Regions from separate parts of the Homo sapiens genome. Here region 2 is linked to region 1. A link is a loop called in an ENCODE intact Hi-C map of the cell type or tissue named here. Cell type or tissue: endothelial cell of umbilical vein. All regions are shown on one strand. Each heading gives the region's core, and the rest is flanking DNA. Links, peaks and the distances in the headings are about the cores only. Region 1 overlaps STX3 (syntaxin 3). Region 2 has its middle 6.2 kb from the start of OR10V1.

Region 1 (8,520 bases), core at 495-2,994:
GGTCTTTCCTCCCCACCTTCCAGGTTTGTGGCTGACTCCTTCTGTTGCCCTTTGCCTTCTTCCTGTGTACTGATCAGCTCCTCCTTTCCCTGCCTCCTAGAAACTGATTTCACTCCAGACTGGTGTGGCCACCCTTGTCTTCAGATGAGAATGGAGTCTGAATGGCCTTCCTGAGAGCGAGTGCGACCCGTTCCTTTGTTTCCTTGCAACCACCCTTGGACCTGACTCAGCTAACAATCTAGCCCTGGGGGAATGTGATCTACCTGATGCGACCCTGAGTTCTCCCCAGAGCCTCCTCCTGCCCCACCAGCTCTCAAGTACCTTTTCTCCTGGACTGTGTGGACCCACCCAGCTTTCTTCCTCCCTGTTGTGTGTCAGATTATGCCTTGCACTTGGGAAAGCTCTTGTGAGACTCTCCCAAGGTGCTGTATTTTTCTACCTCATGGAGTATTCTCCCAGAAACTGCAATGTATTTTTTTAGGGGAGTATCTTTAACAAAGCAGAATGATTCTTCTAAGTTTGGCAACAAGAAGGCTTGGATCTGAGTCTTCTACCTGGCAGGATGCCAATCCTGTTTGTTGTCCGTATGTCCTGAAAACATGAGGGACTGGCAGATGTCATTTTGGTCTAAAGAGCTGACTTGTTTGAAATTCAGCCTTAAATTAAGCTCTTAGTTGTTCAGCTTGGGGGGCAACTTTGATTTTTCTCTGTGTTGTAGTCTCTCATATTTACTCAAGGAGGGACCAGGATGATACAGTCATCTGAGGTTATGCTTTGCAAAAGGCTGACGGTATGGAATATGTTTCCATGTCTGAGTCTTAGAAACTGGCTGCTCATTGTTAGAAAGTGATGCTTTGTGAGACTATTGTCTTGGGGCCAAAAATAATCAGGGATTTTAAATTGGGCAAGGGACAAGGTGCTAGAATCCTAAGCTCTGGAAATATTTCATGACACTGGTGTATTCACTCATGTGTTCCAGATGTATTCTAATTGTGTATGAAATGTATGTACACATAAGTGTGTGTGTCTCAGGAAGTAGGAAATAAAAATGGAAGCTATTATGACCTCAAAAAAAAAAAGCCAACTTTGAGCTAGGATAAAAATTGGGTAAAGGACATTTGCTTACCTGCAAATGAATCACTGTGGAAATGTGATCTTCCCATATCATCAAGAAACTTGTTTTCTGGATGAATACTGGGAGAATAAAATGAGAACTCTGGAGTGAGCTAAATTGATCCCAATTAAGTTTTTCTGCTTAGCAGACAGAAGGTATAATTTTTTGACACCCTTTCCCACCTGGTGCCTATGCTAGGCTTGTCCTGAGAACATCCCTCAGTAACTTGATATTCACATGACCTACAGGATGTCCCATCTGCAGGGCTGAGTCAGTTGGGGAACACCAGAGGCTACACAGTAGCTCTTCCTGCTACTCGGTTAATGAGCTTGGCAGGTTCTTTGTCTCACTGAATTCTTATCATGGAAACAGCAGCAGCAGCCGCTAGGAAATCTTCAAGTGTAGTGTCTGTGCTAACCCAGTGGTAAATCCCTTAGATCCCCTGCTGGTCTCTGGCAGTCTCCTTGATTTTGGGTACCATGTATATTTTCCGCTTTGACTTTAACGCTTTCTAGGATAGGGTAAGCACCCTTAATTCAGGCACTGTCCATTAGCTTCCTTTGCAAAGGCTACTTATGGCCGGTCACAATCCAGCACTCAGACAGAGCCAAGGCAATATCCTCTTGCCCATGGCTATGATGTCAGACAGTGGATGGGCTCCAGCAACAAGAGACAAAATAACTAAAGGCCTTTGCTCTCCTCTGACATTGAGGCCTGGGGCTTACAGTTTGGAATACAACATGTGAAGGTTTTTGTTGTTGTTTGTATTTTTTAGATGTAAACTTGATTATTTTATTGCTAATTTAAAAATAAAAATGACTTTGTATTGATTGTGAAACGGTTCTGGCTCTGTCTCGATGCAGAAACACAATGATCTGGTGCCACCATGTGGTGATTTTTATTCAGGTTTTAGAATGCAGTTCACACCTTTTTAAGCCATGTGCTGGATCAGATGGTTCAAAAGTGCAATTTTTGAACATGGTTTAACTCCCACAGAATGCAGTGTAACTATGTTTGTGTTTCAGATTTGAGGTGTTCCCCCCAAAAGAATTTGGTTCAGTCCTTGGGAGTATCTGGCTTTAGGAGGAAATGGGGGAGATCTGTCACGATGTTATCTAGAAGGTGGAATGACCATACCAAACATCCTTTTAATCTAACTTGAATGTCTCACCAAAAATAACATTTCTGTTGGCATTCTGGGTCCTAGAAGCCAGATCCATCTCCTTTTTCCTTCTGTTGCTCTCTTCCTTCACACCCTCTTCCATGTCCACATGCACTTATCTCCCTGCAGAATACTTTTTGCGATGATGTTTCTCATGTATTCTTTCTTTCCTTGTCTGGATGAGCAGAAGAAGATCATGATCATGATCTGCTGTATTATCCTTGCGATCATCTTAGCTTCCACCATTGGGAGCATATTTGCCTGAAAAAGGTGAGCCATCTGTGGGGAGGGTCAGACCTTCTTTCACTGACTTGAAACCTTTGTGTCTTGGGGGCACTCTAGGTGCCTTAATCTGGGTGGGATTAGGTGCTAATAATGGTTAGAGAAAACTAAAGAAAGGGATGTTTCAGAGACAGAAAAGTGAGTGAAGAATGAACTGTTAGTAGGTAGTCTGTGGGAGGAGGGGGGAGACAGAAGGTGGCAATCTGTCCTATAACCTGGTGTGGCAGAATGCTTTGTACAGGTGAAGGATAGTGATTCCTGCTAAACAGTTTGAGCCTTGGTATCTGGAAGTGACAAAAAGAACAAGAATTAGTTCTTGCATTAGGTGCATCTTGAACTTTTTGGAAGAGGGCCGGCCACACAGTAAATTCAAATTAAATTTCTTCCCTTTCAAGGTTAATGAAAGTTAACACAGCCTTGTATGTAGTCCTTTACCCCGGGTAAGAGGGATTTGGTGATCCCAGCCACGAACACCATGCTATATAATCTATGATTTTTTTCCTCCATTTTTCTGTTATCTCCCACAGCCCTCACAGATTGATCGACTGGCATTTCTAATCCTCCTTCCACTTCTGTGGTACCATCACTTCTCCACGCAGACTCCTCATCAGCTTCTCCTCTTTCCATTATGAAACTTCTTAAGAAACAGGGCACCAATCAACTACTTATTAAGAATTATGCAAAGAATAAACGTATACAGAATTGGGCGGAGGACAGGGACAGGGAGTACAGATACATAGCTGATTAGGCAGATGGTTTAAAGGAGGACTGCAGGGTAGAGAAGCAAGCAGAGTGGGCGCCTCTTTAGGAAGTGACACAGCCTGCATGTGCAGTATGGCTGTGAAGGGGCAGATATCATAGCACACCTAACTCAACAGGATCTTACTTGAACTGCTGTGAGTTGGTCAAGTCAGGGCACTTCTGCTCTTCAGGCTCCTCTAGGTCACACCTTTGACCACCCTACATCTGTTTCCTCTTTCAGGCTCCAGTAGTAGTCTTAAAAGTGAAGTTTATCTAAGGATAAGCACATGCCTATCTTGCTCACTGCTGTGTCCCCACTTTTTAGCACAGCGCCTGCTGCTTACAGGTACTCAAATATCTGCTGACTTAATTACTTATAATTAAGCTCTTATTTCAGTCATGGACAAATCCTTGGGTTTGACTCCTAAACTCTTTAAGGTACCAATGAGAACGTGGTTTGTTACTGTCAGAGGCTGTGTAAAGCCGCTTGGGAATGGGCTGATCTGCTTATGCAAAAATGCTACCAACCTTTCAAACCCCATTACCACAACATGAAAATTTAAAGTGCTTTTTCTATGGGTGGTGATGGTGGAGTTCTAGCAACAGCCTCTTAATCTGTGGAGAAGATGGCTGGCTCCAGGACTGTGGTTCAATAACGAAATACAGGCCCACAAAATAAAATAGGTTTATAGCATGACTGAACTCACACATCAGTAGAACACTCTGTGAACCATAACAAAGAACAGATAAAGGTGTCAAGTGAGAAAGGTGAAATGAGGTTATCACTCACTTCACCTCTCACCTGATTTGTGTTGCTAGCTGAAACTGCTGGCCAGTAACGTATGTATAAGAAACTGTTATAGGCCGGGCACGGTGGCTCATGCCTGTAATCACAGCACTTTGGGAGGCCAAGGCAGGTGGATCACCAGACTGACCAACATAGTGAAACCCCCTCTCTACAAAAAATACAAAAATTAGCCAGGCATGGTGGCTTGCACCTGTATTCCCAGCTACTTGGGAGGCTGAGGCAGGAGAATTGCTTGAATGCAAGAGGCGGAAGTTGCAGTGAGCCGAGATCGCGCCACTGCACTCCAGCCTGGGCAACAAGAGCTAAATTCCATCTAAAAAAAAAAAAAAAACAAAAAAAAAAAACTGTTCTTAATACTTAATACTGTCCCCAATTCCATTCAAGGTTCAGTTGTGTTCAGCTTTAAAACCAGCTATGTGAATGTGAGTTCTAGTGCAGATTATTTAGTGATTATGTAACTAAAATTGATGAAAAAATCACACTATACAACTGTGAGGAGCACACAACTGCTAAGTTTGTACTTTTGAAAGTAAATTATTCTTTGTTTGATACCTTATTTTTTAAGAAAGTGGGATTAAAAATATTTTGGTCAGTGCTGTTTTCTACCCACCTTCAAAAGCCAATGGTTTGATATTTCTATTAATTTGTGCTTCCTTTAGTTTTAATAGGGGATAGAAGACTGCAGCTGGTTGGGTCTGGAAAACATTAATCTGGGCAAACGGAGCTGGAGCTATGAGGATCTGAGTCCTAGGGGGCCCTCATTCACTAGCAGTAAGAATTTAAGTGGTGCATGGCACATAGCACTGTACTAGATTCTGCAGGGGCACAAACATAGAGCCAAACACTCTCCCTCTTGGAGAATTTCAGACCCAGAAAAGGCCACGCAGTTCTAACTTTTGTCATCGGTTCCTTTTGCTAAAAGGCAAAGGGTATGTTCCTTGCCTATTGTCCAACATACCCCTTCCAAGATTGTGAGAAGATGGGTAGCTGGGCATCAATAAATATTGAATCAATTGACCTATGTACTGTTGTTTTTTTCTTACTCTAAAAATGTGTTTTTAACCTAGTAAAATATCACAGAAACTGGCTCCTGAAGTGTGTACGTATAAAAGGCAGTATAAACATTTAAGTGAGACTCGCATCATAGATGGGGGAATGCAAACATTTGTTTCAGCCTTCATGTTCATCTTACACCCCAGGAGGACCAAGAACTCTTTAGTCATTGAGGCCTATTTCTTAATCTTTTAAGGGATTAAGAATGACCAATGAGAAGTTATATCCTGAAGTGATGTTTAAATTTTATTTAATAAAAATACAGTTTTCTTTTTAAATCAACAAATAACATTGTTTTTCAGAAATCTACTCAAATGCTGCTCCTTAGTTATGGCTTAAGAGCTACCCAAAGACTTCAGTGGGTAGGCTGAGGGGAATAGAAATGCAGAATCCTTCTTTCAGTAGCCTATATACAGTTATCTCCTACACTCACTACACACGTTTGGGCATGTAGAACTTGCCCCAGTATTTCCCCTTGTGGGTCAAGTCATATGGGCTCAGTACTTTCCGTATGCCCAGCATGTTGGCAGTGGCTATTCGCTCAAATGTCCAGGGGTTCTGGTTGTTACGTTCTCTTTCCTCTTGATCTTTTCGCATCTTCTCTAGAGTCCCGCGGCTCACAGCCTTTGCTGCGAAGGGCAACTTGTGGGCAACCTGGTCAAGGAAACCTTGCACTTCTTCAAATTCACAACGCCCACCCATCTCTACAACAAGGCGGCCAGCCTTCACAGGTGTCACGTAGTGGTCAATAGCACCTTTGCCTCCCCCCATGCGATGCCCAACACTTTTGCGAGTGATGGGCTTGAAAGGGGCTGGTACTCGCCATATGGCAAACATGTTCTTGGGGTCCATAGAGCGGTTGATTGTCAGGCGCATCATTTCAAAGTGGCCCCAATGCAGGTAGCCACCACCCAATGCCTAAAAGTGAATGGGAGAATTAGAAACACATGCGGACTTCGACATCATCTATGGGCTCATTATTTTGTCTCTTCTAGTAACTGTGGCTTCAATGATACAATTGAAAATAAAAATCTAAGTTCTAATAAGTCCCATGGAGGAAAAGCCTAGGGTACACAGTAATAGAGTGAAGGGGGACCCATTTCAGTGGAGAGCCAGGAAGGCTTCTTTGAAGAGGTGACATCTAAAGCTAAGACCAGAATAAAAAGAACTAGCCAAGGGAAAAGAGAGGAGTGTGCCAGGCATAAGAAAGGCTTATGTGGAGGCCCTGGCACAGCAGAGGGCTTGGCAAGTTGAACAGAAGCCAATGTGGCTGGAGTAGGGTGAGGAATGGGGAGAGTGGGCAGGAGGTTCTGAGAGGTCAGTGGGGGTGATTATGTAGGCTGCAGGAAGAGGACTTTGGAATATCACTCTGGCTGCCTGGTGGAAAACAAATCCTAGTGCACACCCATTTGTGTGGCTGCTGACATCAAGTCTTCATGGAAGCTACTCAACAAGTAAGGAAACAGCTGTCTTCCACATCCTATATTGTGGATGGTTTTATTTTTACCAGGGCTTGAAAAGATCTCATGATCTGATTATGGGGCACATTAGCTAGCCCCTTCCTTCTGCTTTTACGTTATTTTCACTCTACATTAAAAAAAAAAAAGATATATAACCCAAATGTTTACTGGGTACCCAGTAGCCTCTGTACATACCAGTTTAAAGAGCAACTGGTGGCAGTTCTAATAAAAACTGTGGAGGAAGAGACTAAATTATCTCAAGGAGTATGAGATTTTGTTATTCCCTAGCTTCCATCCCATTGCTGCTCGATGCTGAATTCACTCACCAAGATTGCAAAATTGCCTTCTGTAAACTCCGTAGCTTCAGTGGAAGGTCCCCGTATGTCACTTAAATTTTTAGGTTCTCTTCTTACTTTTGGCACAAGTGGTGCCCTTTCAATAAATCTAAGCTTGGGTTTTTCAGGAATGGAAACATCTAAAAGAAGCACAGACAACCAGGATAAAGTAAAACTATACATCTCAAAAGATCTATTTTCCTAGAAAGATTTATAACAGGTGAAAGTCTTAATTTCTTTCTTCTTCATTTTTTGGTAGAGACAGGGTCTCACTATGTTGCCCAGGTTGGTTTCAAACTCCTGGCCTCAAGTGATTTTCCTGCCTTTACCTCCCAAAGTGTTGGGATTACAAGTGCGAGCCACCATATCCAGCCTGAAAGTCTTAAAGTTACCACTGAACAGTAACTGTAAAGGTATATTACATTTTTGCAGATGCTTTTAGTGACACTGGAATCTTCTGGCTGTGACAGTGGCTAATGCAAATGTTTCTAAAACTTTAAAGATAGCAAAGTTTTATCCTCTGAATCCAAATGCACTTATTAATCACCAACTCTGTGCTTAACACTGTAACAGGGATTGTTTGGAAACCACTAGTTCACTTAATCTTTAAAATAACTTTATAGCCTTGGTATTCTTTCAGGGCTCTCTTTTTAAAAATTTTAAACTTGTCAAAGTTTAACACAGCTATATCAAAGGGCCAAATTAAAAATATACAGCTCAGTGAATTACCAGAAAGTGAACACATGAACACACACCACTATTACCCAGATCAACAAACAGGATATTAGGCAGGTAGTATTTTTAATCTCCATTTTATAGAAGAGGAACCCGAGGGCTAAAAACACTTTATAATCTGGTCTATGCCATCCAGTTCAACAGCAAAGCTACATACCATGTCACAAAAATATATACATATATTTCCCTGCCTCTCTGGATGTTAATGGGGGTAGTGGAAGAATACTATATTGTACATAAAAATATCTAAGTTCTCCAGCTCTGCCACATTCTTGTTGAGAAACTTACAACCTAGGAATCCTTTGATCAATGCTCTTTCTCTCATATATGCAGGGACTTTTCATGCTGAGACCTGCACAGGTCAGTGTGCCAGGTTTTGGTGGGTGGGCAAAACTTCAGGCCAGACATGTGACATCTTCTTTATCATCCTTACTTGACGATTTGGGGAAAAAAGTTAACATACAAATCATTTTTAAAAATTTCTTAAATGAACCAAGTATGGCTTTATAATGGAGACAAATACAAAATAGAAGAGTTTGAGGAAATACCAAATTATTACTATCAGAGTTTCAGAAGCTGCCCCTCAACTTCTATATGTAGCTACAGAGAATCTTAGTAATGCTTTCTTTCACCTACAAGTCAAAATGTACTTTCAAAACGTGGTTTAACAATTCTGTACAGAAGACCCTCAGATGTACAGACCCTATTCATTTTTTTTGAGGGTTCCAGTATATTTCTTTTTTAAAAAGTAAACTAGTTTTACGATATTGTGGCTTAAATTTAACAAATTAAAGCTTTTTCACATATCGTTAGATGACTGCATATATGTA
Region 2 (8,909 bases), core at 2,376-4,875, 96 kb before region 1:
GAGTCAGAGGGGTCCTTTTGTTCAGTGGAACCTTTTATCCTAGGCCTAACTTTGATTTCTTATATTTCTTTCTTTTTTGTTTGCTTGTTTCCCACTTTCCTCCACTGCTCCATTTCTCCATTTCTTTTATCTTCCCTCTCTTCTTATCTGTAATAAATAAAAATATTCGCCAGGCACGGTGGCTCATGCCTGTAATCCTAGCACTTTGGGAGGCCGAGGCAGGTGTATCACCTGAGGTCAGGAGTTCGAGACCGGCCTGGCTAACATGGCAAAACCCCGTCTCTACTAAAAATACAAAACAAAACAAAACAAAAAAAAAATTAGCCAGGCATGGTGGCAGGCACCTGTAATACCAGCTACTCAGGAGGCTGAGGCAGGAGAATCACTTGAACCTGGGAGGTGGAGGTTGCAGTGAACTGATATTGTACCACTTCATTCCAGCCTGGACGAAAGAGTGAGACTCCATCTCAAAATAAATAAATAAATAAATAAATAAATAAATAAATAAATAAATATATTCACAATGTAAAGAAAGCAATACACTTTATAACCTAAAGTATAAAATAAATATTCACATGCTGGTATAAAAACATAATTGATTCTTTAACTGATACAAAAGAAAAAAGAAAAAAATGCTTGGATAAAAATTTAAATGAGGAAGAATAGACAAATCTCCTATGCAGTAGAATTCCAAATAATTTATGTAACTCCTCCCTTCTCAATTTGGGGCAGCAAAACTACCTACCCGTTCCTTACAGGTGGACTGAATATAGTGACTTCCTTCCAAAGAGTATAATGCACAAGTGGGAAAAGAGTTTGTTGACAGTGGAGAAATCTGAGAAACACTACCTCTGTCAGGTGATCAAGGTCAACATCAGTAGTGAAAAGCTATGTTTACATTATGTACCCTTGATATGATGTGATGAGAATGTCACTTTACCTCTGTGTTCTTTCTTCCAAAAACTCACAACCCCTTGTCTAAGCATCAGAGAAGGTCAGTTCTGAAGAACATTCTACAAAATATCTGACCAGGATTCCTCAAAACTGTCAAGGTCACCAAAAACAAGGAAAGTCTAATAAACTCTTCCAGCCAAGAAGAACCTAAAGAGACATGATGACTAAATGTAATGTGGTGTCCTAGATGAATTCTTGGAACAGAAAAAGGACATTAGGTAAAAAATAAGGAACTCCAAATAAAGTGTGAAGTTTAGTTAATAATAATACGTCAATATTGGTCAATTAGTTGTGACAGACATACAATGGGAGTGTTAACAATAAAGGAAATTGAAAGCATTGCGTATACAATCTTGTCTAACGTAGGTGTTCCTCACTCAGTTATTTTCTGTTGAGTTGCTATGTTTGTTTTCTTCACTGCAATTACCAAAGTCCGTAATTATATTTTTTAATTTATTATGTGTCTCTTCCATTAGATTGTAAGCTTCATGAGGACAAGGATCTTCTCTGTTTCTTTTTTATTCTTTCTTCTTCTTTTTTTTAACACTGCGATAACAGGAAACAATTGTTTCATTTATTGCTGCATTCCCACTATATTCCAGGTTTCCACACATAGTAAATACTCAATAATAACCACTGAATTGTTAAATGAATGAATGAAGGAATGACTGGTGATTGTAACCAAGACTTGTAGGATCATTGCAACTGGAGCAGAACAAATTTATGATATTTTATTATAAATAGGATGTACTTCATGCTTTCTCTAGAGAGAAAATACCTTTAATCGGGTTTCCATTTATTTCTCTTTCTTCCCTCTTTCTCTCTTTGTCTCTCTCTCCTTCCTTCCTTCCTTCCTTCTTTCCTTCCTTTTCCTTTCATTTTTTTTCCACAGTGAAAGGAGTAAAATCTCCAAGCGTCCTGTAAAGTAGGAATATCATGGTGTTGCCTGAACTTACTTCTTCTTTTATTTATTGATTTTTTTATTGTTAAGAGTTACTTCTTGAAGGATGTGTAAATAAGGGTGCCAATGTACATTTGTACATTTCCTTACACATGTTAGGAAGTTTCTCACTTCTCTCAGTTCCTTAGTTAAGTCAACAGAAAGAAATACATATTATCACAGATATACACTATAGAAGACTCAGGCTTTTCCTGTTGAGAGTCATTTATCCAGAAGCACCTAGCTACTAAGGATAAAGAAAGAATTTGTGTAGAGCTAAAAGCTACCCCCATCGGGGATCACTGAAAACAAGAATGTGACAAAGAGGCTGGAAACCTGAAGACAGTCACGCACACAAAATATAGTTGAATGTTAGGCTCTGTGCATAGTACATATTCCTACATGTTTAATGAAGAGCAGTGACTCACAACTAAGAAAGTTTTTTTGTTTTTTTTTTTTTGAGACGGAGTCTCTCTCTGTCACCCAGGCTGGAGTGCAGTGGCACAATCTCGGCTCACTGCAATCTCAGCCTCCCAGGTTCAAGCGATTCTTCTGTCTCAGGCCTCCCAAGTAGCGGGACTACAGGCACGCGCCACAATGCCCAACTAATTTTTGTATTTCTGGTAGAGATGGGGTTTCACCATATTGGCCAGGCTGGTCTTGAACTCCTGACGTTGTGATCCGCCCGCCTCAGCCTCCCAAAGTGCTGGGATTACAGGTGTGAGCCACTGCGCCCAGTCAAAGTATTTTATATGCTCTATGTCAGTCTTTTTTTTTTTTTTTGAGACAGGGTCTCACTCTGTCACCCAGGTTGCGATCTTGGCTCACTGCAACCTCCACCTGCCAGGTTCAAGCAATCCTCCCACCTCAGCCTCCCAAGTAGCTAGGACTACAGGCGTGTACCACCACGCCCAGCTAATTTTTTGTATTTTTGGTAGGGACAGGTTTCTGCCATGTTGCTCAGGCTGGTCTCAAACTCTACATGGCAGTATGAAAATAAACAAATACAAAGGGTAATGACCACCACATTGGAGAGCTTGTTTAGAGGTTCTAGCAGAGGAGTGCAGCTACTTGTATACCCTTGACCAAAGAATGGTCCTCCTCTATCTGGGAAGGTCGTCCATTTTGACTAAGCTTGCAGCTTTGAGAGGGTCGCACATGGGGCAGTGAAGGAGGAAGAGGACACCCACCTAGCCAGGCAGATCAGCTGAATCAACTCTGGTGATCAATGGGATGACAGATGTCACAGCCAGATTGCCCTCACATCCTACCCCATTTGTTCATGCCCAAGTTGTTCTATTTTGCTTTCTGATTAAGAAGCAGACAAGAAACCATTATTAGCAGAGTATGGTAGAAAGTACCATAGAAGCCTCTCCAATGTGAGGAGAAATGGCCAGCATATTGACAGATGTAAATAGAAAGTGGGAGTTAAATTACTGAATCAAAGTCATTTGATTCATTACCTCTTTAAACGCTTTATCTCCAAATACATTCTGAAGCATTGAGGGCTAGGGCCTCAACATATAAATTTGGTTTGGAGGGAAGACATAATGTAGCCCAAAACAAAGCCTCAATCTCAGTATCTAGAAAACAAGAGGATTGTACTTGTTAATATTTAAGATATATTCAGGCACTGACTTGCTGCGGCCCCAATCCCTGTTGGACTGAACAAAGGAGGACAAATGTGGGAATAAAGATAAAGAAAAGAGTATTTTTACTCTTTTATAGATAGATAAAGATACTCTTTTATAGGTAATAAAGATAAAGAAAAAAAGAATAAAGATAAAGAAAAAAGAGAGCCGAAGTCCTGTGGGTCGTGACTAACTCAGCATTCCACTGGAGGCTATATGATCAAACAGCAAACTATTTATCATGAATGCAGGATGTGGGCAAACTCATGACTGTGCCTGCTGCCAGAAGATATGCTGAGTGCAATCACTCCCTGGCACTGTGCTCCTTGAGGTTATCTACTGGAACATCTGGAGACTACTGTTCAGAGAATGCAGCCTTGCAAGCCTGCACTGAGTCAAGCTGCTGACCGACAACCACCCCCCTTCTCCCAATCTCCTTTACCCAATAAATACAAAGGGCTGTAAAACTCAGGGCCCTTGTTCACTAGAAGCAAGGAGCCCTCTGACCCCTTCTTCCAAATATACTCTTTTTTCTTTATCTTTATTCCCGCGTTTGTCCTCCTTTGTTCAGTCCAACAGGGATTGGGGCCACGGCAAGTCAGTGCCTGAACATAGCTTAAATATTAACAAGTATAATCCTCTAGTTTTCTAGATACTGAGATTGAGCCTTTGTTTTGGGCTACATTATGTCTTCCCTCCAACCCAAATTTATATGTTGAGGCCCTAGCCCTCAATACTTCAGAATGTATTTGGAGATAAAGCCTTTAAAGAGGTAATAAAGAGTAAGTGAAATCATTAGGGTGAGCCCTAATACAATATGACTGGTCTTATAAAAACAGGGCAGTAGTACACAGACACAAACAGGAGAAAGACCACATAAAGACAGGGGGAGAAGACGGCTCTCTGCAAGTCAAGGACAGAGGCCTCAGAATAAATCAACCCTGCCAATACCTTGATCTCAGGCTTCTAGTCTCCAGAATTGTGAGAAAATAAATTTATGTTGCTGCCCCATTTGCTATACTTTGTTATAGAAGCATTAGCAGTCTTCAAGAATGAAAGCAGCTTTTCCAACATTACACAGCTCCTAGAAGCCATTTCTCCTGGCTCTCAGTCCCATTGTCCCTTCCAGAGAAGCAATGGAAGATGCTTCAATACTCAGCCAACTCCTTGATGCCTATTGCAATAACTCATAACTCTCTAAATTTCGTTACATCTTCATCCATTTGCACTGCTATAATAAATACCTGAGACTGGATGACTTATAAAGAATGACAATTTATTTCCTCTTAGTTCTGGAGGCTGGGAAGCCCAAGATCAAGACACCTGCAGATTTGGTGTCTGGTGACGGCTTGGTCTCTGCTTCCAAGATGGTGCCTTGAAAGCTATTTCCTCACATGAAAGAAGGAACCGAAGGGCAAAAAGGGCCTAAGCCAGTTCCCTCCAGCCCTTTTATAAGGCACTAACCCATTCATGAGGAGCGCTCCTGAGTTACTCACTCCCTGCAAAGGCCCTACCTCTTTTTGTTTGTTTGTTTGTTTGTTTTTTGAGACAGGGTCTGGCTCTGTTGCTTAGGCTGGAATGCAGTGGTATAATCTCAGCTCACTGCAACCTCCAACTGCTGGGTTCAAATGATTCTTATGCCTCAGCCTCCTGAGTAGCTGGGATTACAGGCTTGTACCACCATGCTCCAGATAATTTTTTTATTTTTATTTTTAGTAGAGATGGGGTTTTGCCATATTGGCCAGGCAGGTCTTGAACACCTGGCCTCAAGTGATCTGGCTGTCTCAGCCTCCCAAAGTGCTGGGATTACAGGTGTGAGCCACTGTGCCCGACCTGGCCATACCTCTTAATGCCACTCTAATGGGGATTAAGTTTCAACATGAATTTTGGAGGAGACACACATTCAAGCCATAGCAGTCACATCCCAGAGATTCCTCAAATATCTGCTTTCCCCTGTTGACCCTATCTCCATCTCTCTTTCTAATTTGTTCTTTCCAGTATCTTCTGACTCATCTCTTTCTCATTATTCCTTTTCTACCCTGGTTAGAAGAATTTCTCTTTCATTTTCTTCTGAATACCACAGTGCTACAAAATAGATGATGAGAGAAATGGGAGTTTGGGAATTTTTTACTGGGCATGACTGCAGAATATGCTTTTGCACCCAGCTCTCTAGAATCACTGGAAAAAAGTGGAAAAACATCAATAAGGCAAGTGAAATTTTCAAATTCTCAAAATTTTCTGTAACTGAAATTTTAAAAATCCTTGCTAAAATTGAGTTAAAGATAGTAAAGTATGGTTGGATGCAGCAGCTCACGCCTGTAATCTCAGCACTTTGGGAGGCCAAGATGGGAAGATCGTTTGAACTTAAGGGTTTGAGACCAGCCTAGCCAACAAGGTGAGACGCCCATCTTTACAAAAAAAAATAATAAATTTTTCTGGCCGGGCGCAGTGGCTCACGCCTGTAATCCCAGCATTCTGGGATGCTGAGGCGGGCAGATCATGAGGTCAGGAGTTTGAGACCAGCCTGACCAACATGGTGAAACTCCATCTCTACTAAAAATACAAAAACTAGCTGGGCATGGTGGTACACACCTGTAATCCCAGCTACTCAGGAGGCAGAGGCAAGATAATTGCCTGAACCTGGGAGGCAGAGGTTGCAGTGAGCCGAGATCGTGCCACTGCACTCCAGCCTGGGTGACAGAGTGAGACTCCATCTAAAAAAAAAAAAAATTTTTTTTTTCTGGGCATGGTGGTGTGCAACTTTAGTCCCAGTTACTTGGGTGCTTGAGCCCGGGAGATTGAGGCTACAGTGAACTCTGATTGTGCCATTGCACTCCAGCCTGGGCAACAGAACAAGACCTTGTCTCAAAAAAAGACAGTAAAGTATATGATCTTCCTTTAATATGCAATAATGATACCTACCTGCTCCCTTCCAATGGATATTTTATAGTTTCCCATTTGTATTTTTCACTATTTGTAATCTTAGGGAACACTGAAGTCACAGATACTAGAATCAAATACAACAATAAAAAATTAGTATTAGCAATAAAGGTTTCAAAAATATTTTAAATGAGTATGTACCCTTATTAGTGACATTTTAAAAATCTGAGAACCAGAAAGAAGTTATCTCCAAAGAAAGTCTTGCTTAATTCCAATAATTATGAAGTAGCTTCACTGTAAAAGGCAATGAAGAATGTAAATGATAGAAAAAAGTTTTCAAGGAGTAGAGAAAGTTAAAAAATAGAAAAAAGATAAAGAAGTATAAATAAGACACAGTTGCTTTATATAAGGACCATATAATTTTTAAGAGAGACAAGACTAGTACACCATCCTAAAATTTTATCTGTCTTTTGATAGTGAATCAACTGAGTTTAATAAGTATTACCCACTATTATGGGTATCCAAAGATTAATGCTACATTCTCCATTTCCAAGGCACTCAGAACTCTTGAATTTTTTTCCCATTTAGCTGAAGCTACAGATACAAAATATGTGTAAGATAGATATCTCAATGCCAACCCCTAGTAGAATTCTGGAAATGATCGAACAGATAAGTTGTAAGAATTTTGAAAAGACTGGTGATTACTATGAGCCCATATAAAGTGATTCATGATAAATCATGCCAAATGCACCTCATTTTAAAAACAAGAGCTTTAAATGATTAGATTTATACAAGTGCTGCAGTGTATTTTGATTGTATGAAAGGATTTGAGGTTTCTCATCATATCCCTCTGTGAGATGGCTAATTATAGATTTGTTGGCAAAGCAGTTACATTTTGCTGCAAAATGAACTGTTCCAAACATAATGACTTAAAATATCAATCATTTATTTGCCCTGATTCTATGGGTCAACAATCTGGGCTGGACTCTGTTAGTCTTACCGGAGTTACTAATGTGGCTAAAGTCAGCTGGTAGATTAGGGCTGATTGGCTTAGGTAGTTTCAACTTGGACAGCTTATCTTTGTTCTACACGATGTCATCCTAGCCCAGGCTATGTGGAGGCCTTAGGACAGCAAGAGAAGGCAGGCCCCAAAATATAAGTGTAAGCCTATGCTTGCAATGCATTTGCTAATGTCTCATTGGCCAAAGCAAGTCACATAGCCCTCCGGGAGTGATGGCAGTGGGGGTGGGGGTGGGGTGGGGTGGGAGACTGCCTAAAGGCATGGATATAGGCAGGTGGAGTTCAAGGGGGGCCATAATTGCAACAATGTACCCCAGATGTTATTCATTGAGCAGATTTCTTTCTTTTTTTAGAAAAATTTTCAACTTTCAGGTTCAGAGGGTACATGTATAGGTTTGTTACGTGGGTATATTGTGTGATGCTGAGGTTTAGGGTACGAATGATCCCATTGCCCAAGTAGTTAGCACAGTACCCAACAGGTAGTTTAACTGAGCAGATGTCTACCTAATTGAACAATTCCTGAAGATGATACCAGACTCTGCCCTCTTCATGTTCTGCTTGATATTTTTGTCAATAATTTAGACAAAAGCAATAAAATATGATTGCAGTTTTGCCCATGACACAAAACTATGGTGAATAAAATAAAGCCTGAAGATCATTTTGGCAGTTTTTGCAGTTTTGCCCATGACACAAAAGTATGAAGAATAAGATAAAGCCTGAAGATGATTTTGGCAGTTTTCATCACTTGGTGAAAACCAATAAAATACAAATTATCCGTGTTAAATGAAAAGTCCTAAATGTATGCTACTAAAATAAATTATGGTCAGGCAGAATTGAAAACTATTTTAAAGCTATATGAAGGTTTTATGTGATATCAAATTTTGTGGCTAAAGTGATCAAAATTATTTAATGAAAACATAGTGTCCAGGTGTGGTGGTTCACACCTGTAATCCCAGCACTTTGGGAGGCCAAGGCAGGCAGATCACTTGAGGTGAGGAGTTCGAGACCCACCTGGCCAACATGGTGAAACCCCTTCTCTACTAAAAATACAAAAATTCGCTGGGCGTGGTGGTGTGCACCTGTAATCCCAGTTACTCAGGAGGCTGAAGTGGGGGAATTGCTTGAGCCTGGGAGGCAGAGATTGCAGTGAGCCAGGATTGAGCCACTGCACTCCAGCCTAGGCGACAGAGCAAGACTCCGTCTCAAAAAAAAAAAAAAAAAAAAAAAGAAGAAGAAAATATAGCTTACAGGTCATGAAAAATAACAGTCCCTCAGAACAAAATATTTCCAGTGTAATGTGGTTATTTGGGGGTGAAATTTGCACAATGATATGGAGCTGGAGAAAATCTAGAAGGTGACTGGTATAATGAGAAGGTTCAAATATAACCTCCTGGAGGAAGAGTTGGGGTACTTGTTTTAGAGAAAAGAGCACTGAAGATTTACAGAAGATACAAAACCTGTCCTAATACATGTGAGGAGCTGTT

The links. Hi-C counts contacts between places; a loop is a spot of excess contacts. Peaks named below come from ENCODE experiments on the same cell type or tissue, not always from the same donor. Only the 100,000 strongest peaks of a DNase experiment are listed, where the experiment ranks them.
Region 2: a loop joins it to region 1, with 7 times the contacts of the local background. A loop is called at or near these places in 3 of 110 quality-filtered maps.

The regions. Positions count from the first base shown.
Region 1 is chr11:59,800,755-59,809,274 of GRCh38, forward strand. It overlaps STX3 (syntaxin 3), which reads left to right. Exons shown (of 11, transcript NM_004177.5): 11 at 101-5,124. MRPL16 (mitochondrial ribosomal protein L16) reads right to left here. Exons shown (of 4, transcript NM_017840.4): 3 at 6,947-7,095; 4 at 5,386-6,078. The coding sequence ends at 5,593. Among named protein-coding and RNA genes, the nearest start is that of MRPL16, 5.8 kb to the right of the region's middle. RefSeq lists an enhancer at 2,055-2,104. In endothelial cell of umbilical vein, for the core only: a CTCF peak has its summit at 2,007 (motif pointing left); DNase peaks (open chromatin) are centred at 1,727, 1,757 and 1,967; H3K27ac peaks cover 1,381 bases.
Region 2 is chr11:59,703,222-59,712,130 of GRCh38, forward strand. It overlaps the pseudogene RN7SKP192. Among named protein-coding and RNA genes, the nearest start is that of OR10V1, 6.2 kb to the right of the region's middle. In endothelial cell of umbilical vein, for the core only: no CTCF peak of the experiment used is centred there; a DNase peak (open chromatin) is centred at 3,870; H3K27ac peaks cover 2,042 bases.